Linked DNA regions of Mus musculus: regions 1 and 2 are each linked to region 3. The links are chromatin loops, found by intact Hi-C in ENCODE. Cell type or tissue: heart. All regions are shown on one strand.

What was found. A loop is a pair of places that touch in the nucleus more often than their neighbours do. Peaks named below come from ENCODE experiments on the same cell type or tissue, not always from the same donor. Only the 100,000 strongest peaks of a DNase experiment are listed, where the experiment ranks them.
Region 1: a loop joins it to region 3, with 7 times the contacts of the local background. A loop is called at or near these places in 20 of 42 quality-filtered maps.
Region 2: a loop joins it to region 3, with 4 times the contacts of the local background. A loop is called at or near these places in 15 of 42 quality-filtered maps.

What each region holds. Positions count from the first base shown.
Region 1 is chr15:37,597,249-37,599,748 of GRCm38, reverse strand. It overlaps a transcript of Ncald not described here. Among named protein-coding and RNA genes, the nearest start is that of Gm24833, 5.0 kb to the left of the region's middle. In heart, a CTCF peak has its summit at 1,468 (motif pointing left); no DNase peak of the experiment used is centred here.
Region 2 is chr15:37,335,080-37,337,579 of GRCm38, reverse strand. It overlaps Grhl2 (grainyhead like transcription factor 2), which reads right to left. Exons shown (of 16, transcript NM_026496.4): 10 at 1,791-1,878; 11 at 1,235-1,374. Among named protein-coding and RNA genes, the nearest start is that of 4930447A16Rik, 89 kb to the left of the region's middle. In heart, a CTCF peak has its summit at 966 (motif pointing right); no DNase peak of the experiment used is centred here.
Region 3 is chr15:37,905,063-37,907,562 of GRCm38, reverse strand. All of the region lies in intron 1 of Gm35019 (a long non-coding RNA gene), which reads left to right. Among named protein-coding and RNA genes, the nearest start is that of Gm35019, 1.7 kb to the left of the region's middle. In heart, a CTCF peak has its summit at 1,334 (motif pointing right); a DNase peak (open chromatin) is centred at 1,362; H3K4me3 peaks cover 631 bases; H3K27ac peaks cover 526 bases; H3K27me3 peaks cover 159 bases.

The sequences.
Region 1 (2,500 bases), 310 kb after region 3:
TTTGTTTCATTTGTTATTATTTCATATATGAAAATCGTAAATATATTGAGCCTTTTTCTTGGTGTGAAGTTTAAATTTATTCTCTTCTCAAAAATCAAAATTGTTTGTAAACTTTCTTTTTAAATTTTACCTACAATATTTCCATAGTGTCGGTAGTAGTTTCCCCCAACTCAAGATCCTGTTCGGAAGCCTCCGGCTCCAGCAGCTGCTTTATCCACGTCAGGGATGGCAGATTGGTTTCTCTGTGTGATGTAACTTCCTCTTATAAACCACTCCACTTTGTGTAGCTTTTACCTTCATCAGCTGACTGGGTTCTGCTCAGTTCATTGTGTGTTACCCTGACTTGCGAGTGGACTGGCTGTCCTGTCACAGCTGTGGTCATTGTCACCATCTTGCCCTCTGCTGAATCACAGTTGCTGTTCCTGCAGCTGTGTGCATTGGGGTGAGAAAAGCTGCAGCCCAGAATGTTAAAAGGGTGCTCCCTCCCCATCCCAACAGCCAGGGCTGTCCAGTATATTTGCATTTTAGTTATTTGTATCACTACTTAGTAGGGATATGCTAAGGTCTTCTAGCATTGCCTAGACTTTGTTCCAACAATGGGTGGTCCTTGGATGGGAAGTGGCTATAAGCATAGTATAGTATTAGTATAGTATAGTCAATATAATGTAATGTAGTATAATGTGATGCAATCCTACACGGGTTCCCTTCATTTCCATGTTTCCATGTTTTCATGTCGTTAGAAGGCTCTAATGATCTGACAGGACGTTTATATTGCCACCCAAGACAACCAGCTTTGCTCGGATCTTTGCCTCAGTAACTGCTTTTCTAAAGTAGTTGTGATTCATTTCAACATGGCACATGACAAGCACTCTTCTAGTTATCCTCCTCTCCAAATTAAAAATGGGAAAAGTTTGCTCTGCTCAAAATGTGGACACATGTGCCAAACGCACAACTGCAACCTTGAAAAGAACGTTAAGTGCTTAAAAAAAATGGGAACAAATGCACATGAAGGCCTCTCTCCTAAAAGCTGCTTTTCTGTTTTGGGTGGTATCTTAGTTAGGGTTTTACTGCTGTGAACAGACACCATGACCAAGGCAAGTCTTATAAAAACAACATTTAATTGGGGCTGGCTTACAGTTTCAGAGGTTCAGTCCATTATCATCAAGGAGGGAGCATGGCAGCATCCAGGCAGGCATGGTGCAGGCAGACCTGAGAGTTCTAAGTCTTCATCCAAAGGCTGCAACTGGAAGACTGACTTCCAGGTAACTAGGGTGAGGATCTTATGCCCACACCCACAGTGACACACCTATTCTAACAAGGTCACACCTCCAAATAGTGCCACTCCCTGGTCCAAGAATATACAAACCATCACAGGTGGCATCATGGGTAATCTTAAAAAACCAAAACAAAAACAAAAAACAAACAAACAAAAAAAAAACAATGTGATGGGAAGTTACACTGCCACCTCCTGGCAGTACAGCTTCAGGCTATTAGTTAACATTTCAATTAGAGATTCCCAGTTGCCTCATGGAGTTATCCGGAGGACAAATGGCGGGCACCCTGCTCTGTTGGCCAGGCTTCTGAGTGCCCTATGTCTGTTGTGTCATATGCTGATAAGAACTCTACATTAATGATAATAAACACTATTAATTAAATCAAACTTTGTAGCTGTTTGGATAGGTTTGTATTTTTGGCTTGTTTTTTTTTTCTTCTTCTTCTTCTTTTTTGTTTTTCTAAGGTTAGCTGAGGAAACTATTCTGTCAGACAAAATGGAGAGGAGAGGGAAAGCTGAGCTACTTTAAAGCCTTTAAACTCCAATTTGCAAATAAAGAGAGAGAATTAATTAAAAACAATCATTAAGTCATTGAAAGAGCTGGGAAGACAACCTACTTAGCAATGCTTTCAGCTGGTTCCTGTGCAATTAGTTTCTGTGTGATTTAGGGAGGCATGCCTCATTAAAACTGCACTTCAGACAGCCCATCAACCATGATGCGCTTGCTTTTCAAAGACCTGGGATTGTTCCTACAACACAAAAAACACCAGGTCATTAGATACAGGGAACTGATGTCCACTGGCCCCCACGACTGTGGCAGGACTTTCCTTTATATCTGCTGATGTTTATGGTTGCTGCTGTCTCCTGTCTCTTTGTTAATCCACTGAACATTTATCGATAGCCACTGATGACCTGATACTTAATGACTCAAATGAAATATTTTTTTTTCCAACATCAAGGTACAGAAATAAACCTTGCTGTCTACATTATAGGGAAATCGGGCTTTCTCCCTCCATGTATGGTAATCGTAGTTGGAGCCAAACCCTGACAGTACGGATTTAACAGGGCATCTAATAATGACATCTGTTGTGTATTCTATTCCATTTGCTGGATGAGGCAACATTTAACTGTTTGACTTGCAGTAGTGAACACAGGTTACTGTGGCAAAACCGCGAAGATGCTGACAGTCACCAAGTAACAAACTGTGGTTATAACCCTGTATCCAGC
Region 2 (2,500 bases), 570 kb after region 3:
TCTTCTGTAAGATGTAGAGATGACCTCATTCCATAGAAAGCACAGCTACATGCTTGAAAGTTTTTTAAAAGGAAGCAGAAACACACAAACACACGCACACACTCTTGCTGGCTGTCCTTTCTGGACAAGATACAATATTCACTCTTTCCTCTTATATCTTGGTTCCTATGGAATAAGACAAGATAGAAATCTACTCCATGCAAAAAGTATGGATATATTTATTACCACCTTATAGCATGAACGTGGGATCACACACCGCGCTCCTCTGATTGGACAGCTGCCTCATCATGACATAGACCATTCTCCAGAAAGAGAAGAAGCTAGCGAGATCTCTCCTTCAGGCTGATGTCAGTGCCAGCACTCGGAATGGGAGGGCACTCGCAGCTGTCATGATGCTAGTTCTCAGAACAGTCTTTTTACCCAAGGACTCCCGAGGCAAAGGAAAATCCATCAGAGCAAAATTAAAACCCCAAGTACGTGTGGCTAAAACCAGCTGTGGCTGACACTAAGAAACATCCTTCTTCTCCATACTTTCCACTTCTCCCGTGGGAGAGGAGATCTTAAAGAGGAAAGGAAATAAACATCTCTCATCTCAGAACTCTGTAAACCTCCCTTACTGAGGCCCCAGTCATCAGTTAGCCCTCAGTTAGCCCTCAGCAGGGGGTAGTTAGGCCCAGTCAGTACTGGAGTACTAGATACAGACAGATACCTACTTTTTGTTTTCATTGAGCATTGTAATTATTGAACATTTATTTGGTTTCTAATCCTTCCTTTCACTTGTAAATTATAACCATAGGACCTAGTTTTTTGTGTATTTGAAGGAATATCCAATATTCTCATTTTCCTCTGGATGAGAAATGATTTATCCATTCAACGAAAGTTTTACATTTACTAAAGAAACATTTGTTTGCAAGATCTTCGTTTCTCTCCATTGGGCCAATGTATGAAGTTATTGATACAGTTCTCTCTCACCACAAGGTGGCAGTATGTGAACCGATAGAGTCGGCTTGACAGAAAACTATGATGCGCTTTCTCCCTTGGTGTTGTCAACAATTTTCTAATAACAGCTTACACCTTTCTTTGCCTTAGAGTCCCAGTATTCTCTCCCAAGACAGTCGTTTCTGTAAAAATCTACTTTTGTATGGAACAATACTGACTTTGCTCTGCCACTAAACTCGAAGGAGAGTTGTAGTCTGCTCTGTTGGCCGGGAGGGTGTGAGAGCAGGAGTCTTACCTGTCCGGTCCTCTGTAGGTTTGCAAAGTGAACATCTGGTATGAAGAGCACAGGCTGTGAGTGCAGGTCGGGCATGGTTTTGAAGTACGTGATGTCACTCTTCTTCTGTAACGGTATGGCGGCCATCTTCCCATCAGAGGCTGGATGCAAACACAAAGCCCACGCACGAACGGGGTTACGCACGCGTGAGAACTCTCAGCTACCGGCCTCATCTTAGCCAAAATCCATGATTCTCCCTCAAAGCTTTCTCAGCACCCTAGACGTGATTATGCTTTAAAAGTCCTTCCTCAGGCCCAAGCAAACAAAAAATACATGGGATCCTAGGAGAATCCATTCAACGTGGACTGAAGCTTCCTCCACTTCCTGCTGACCTGTGTGGACCCTGGAGACTTCTGTTTGTGCTCCATGTGGAGGTTCCCCTGCCCCTGAACGAGAGCATGCACCTTAGGCATCTGCACCTTCCCCTACAGCCTGCTTCTTTCTATCTGTCTTCTCGAAGGACCCTGCTGGCTGCAGTCCCCCCACTTAGCACAGTATGGGGGAGGGGGTGACTCACAGTTGTTGCACTGGGCTTGAGAGGCCTGGCCCTTCCCTTTCTTCCTGTTCTGCTTTCTCTCTTCATCCCGGATTTTTCTTTCTGCTCCCTGATCGGGAAAACAAAGAGAGACCAACCAAGGTATATTCTCAGAGGATGCAAACACAAAGCCCACGCACGAACGGGGTTACGCACGCGTGAGAACTCTCAGCTACCGGCCTCATCTTAGCCAAAATCCATGAATCCAAGAATATTGTCACACGCTCTCGCGTGAACACACACACACAACATATGCACACACACAACATATGCACACACACATTGAGGCACACACACATACATGCATCTACATGAGCATGCCCACAAACACACATGTACACGCTCACATGCCATGAAGGTGGGAAGTAGAACGAGGGAAGCCTCGGCTTCCTCCCTCCCTGCAGCGCAGTGAGAACACACACAGATCTGTGTGCAGCGCTTTGACCTTGGAGCGATGTTAACTCACCCAGATCACCTCCTCTTCCTGTCTCTGCCTATTTCATGAACTTGATTTTTAAATCCATGAGGAAAGAACAGGCTGAGTTCTCTAACTCAGTGTCTCCTGCTGAATAACTATTAATAGTTATTATCAGTGCTATTAATAGAATGACCTTTTCCTGTGCAAGTTTTCCTCTGCATATGGTTATGAACTTAAAGAAAAAAATCACCACAGGAAGAAAGGGCATTCCTCT
Region 3 (2,500 bases):
TGCATAGTTATCTGAGATACAGATAGAATTAGCCTTCCCATCTCTGAAAGAACAGACTCATAAAATCTCTATTCCAAGCATATTTTATGTGCATACTAAAATTCATCATCTCATCTTTGAGGACTCAGAATAGCCAGTGGGTCACAGTAGAATAAGATTTTTTGGATTTTATGTGGCCCCTGCCTTCTTTAATGGTGACTCTCTGTGCTTATTACTCCTTACACCTATAATTATTTTGCCACATGTTGCAGTGATTTGGGGACTGGTCCAGTTTAGGGTCAGGACCTATGGTCTTTATACTTGTATTGTCCTGAGTGGTTGAATGCTTGTCTAGCACCAAAAGAACTACAGCAGCAGCAACAAACACCCTTGTGTTGTCCTGGGTGACAAGTTGCTGACACTCAGTAACAGTTATCTGGTGAACAGCAAGGCACAGAATGAGTTGCATGGTGAAGCGTGCTGTCAGAATAACAGACAGTCAGAATAACAGACAGTCATCATTATTACTCACCTGATATCCACAAGCATCATTTAATTTGCTAACAACTCTAGCAGGAAATCCCCCCCCCCCCCTCCTCCTCCTCCTCCTCCTCCTCCTCCCCCTCCTCTTCACAAACACCTGGTCACTCGCTGGAGACAAAAATCAGGATCTAATTTCCTAGGAGGGTCGACACACAATAAGTGAAGGGCACAAAATACTGTCTTCTTTTTCAAGTTAGTTTCAGGAGCTATTGCACCTTAAAGTGATAAGGCCCGAATTCTGGGCAGATTGACATCAAAGACCACAAAATTTCCTTAGAGAGCCCCAGGCAAGATGGCGCTACACTGCTGAGTAGCCACCTCCAAGGGTTGCCCGCCTGGAAGGGGCTGGTGAGAGATGAGTGTGCAGAGACTTGCCAGGCTTCAGGGGAGAAGCCAGGGGAAGCTTGCAGAGGTGAGAACACCCTTGCTAGTTGCTGGCCAGCAGAGCTGTTGCACTCAGTGGGAATTTACTGTTATGTGGCTAATGGAGAATTTACTGAGTCAATTCTATCTAGTTCTCCTAAAGGGAGGATTAGTTTCACCATCTTTCCAGCTATGAGTTACGCTCAGAGCTGCCAGCCCCATGTACCAGCAAGGGGAGGGAGGAAAGCTAGGTACCAGAGGTTGCTGCGTTCTCTTGCCTTCCCTAGGGCCTGGAGGCGAAAAGAGGGAGGGAGAAAAGCGGGGGAAAAAGGGGAGATATGGTTACCTGTTTTTCCAACCTGCTTCCTGGGACTTCCTGGGGCTCACGTGGGAAGACCTGCTACCAGCACCTATGGGATTGTGTTGCTTAGAGCTGTGTTCCTGGCTTCCACACGGTGGCGCTCTTGAGCCACCGGTGTCTCAGCTTGGAGGGTGGCTCCTTCGCTGCAGGGACTCAGGAAGCCGCTCTCACAAGACACCTGGACACAAAGATCTGTGGGCTTAGCCTCTCTCCTCCAGAACAGAATTCCAGAAGAAGCCCCTGGGGTATTACATCCCTGACCAGCTGGAAGCTCAGAGACCAAAGTCAAGTAGACAGTGGCAGAGGGGGAAAGCCTGATTTTTGGTTCAGACTGAAAGAGAACGAGTCTATTTTCATAAGCGGTTACAGGACAACTGTCAAGAAGCCAAGAAACCCGGCGAGGTGTCAGGAGGCCTGGCGCAGTCACAGAGTCACTGGGACAGTCAGCTGGGCGGAAGGGGAGCAGATGAGGAATGAAGACGGCCCCTAGCCGGCTGTACTTCTGGAGAATCCCACCGAGAGGGGGCTGTTCTAACTGCTGTCAGCGGGGTGGGCTGTTGAGTCCCTTTGGCTCTGTAAACTCGAGGGTCATTCATCCCAATGTGAAGTCAAGCCAATGGGTGGTGGGTACTGATTTGTAGTTTGGGTGTGGGAGGCAGCTTTCTCGGGAGCTGAGGGGTATTATTAAATACGGCTTGATCTTTTGAGACATAACTCTGTTTTGACTCAGGTCATTCATTCACTTTCCACTCACAGAAAATACCACAAAATGTGGGGTGCTCCCGCATTGTGAGGGAGGAAGGAAGAGCAGGGCTGCAGAGCCAAGCTCTGGCTCCGGCTCTGGCTCTGCACCTACTGGCTGTGTGACTTTGGCACATTACTTGTCTTATTTCTGCCTTGAGTTAAAGACCTGTCACTGGGCAGAATAACAGTATGGGTTTCTTGTGTGGTACAAGTACTTAAAGGTACTTAAAATAGTACTCAGGGCACAGTGCTAGGTAAACAAAGCTATTTCTCAAAATTATTGAAATTCCAACTCCATGCTAGAACATCCCTGTTAGTCTAGAAAACACTGTCAATAGGTTAGCTAGGGCTAAGTCGATCTGTGGGCACATGACATGTCGCCTTTCTGTTTTTCTTTTCTTTCTGTCTGTCTCTCTGTTTTTTCCTCTCTGTCTCTGTTTGTGTGTATACATGCACATTCATGTGTGAATGTGGGCACCTCACCCCACAGGGTACCTGTGGAGGGCTGAG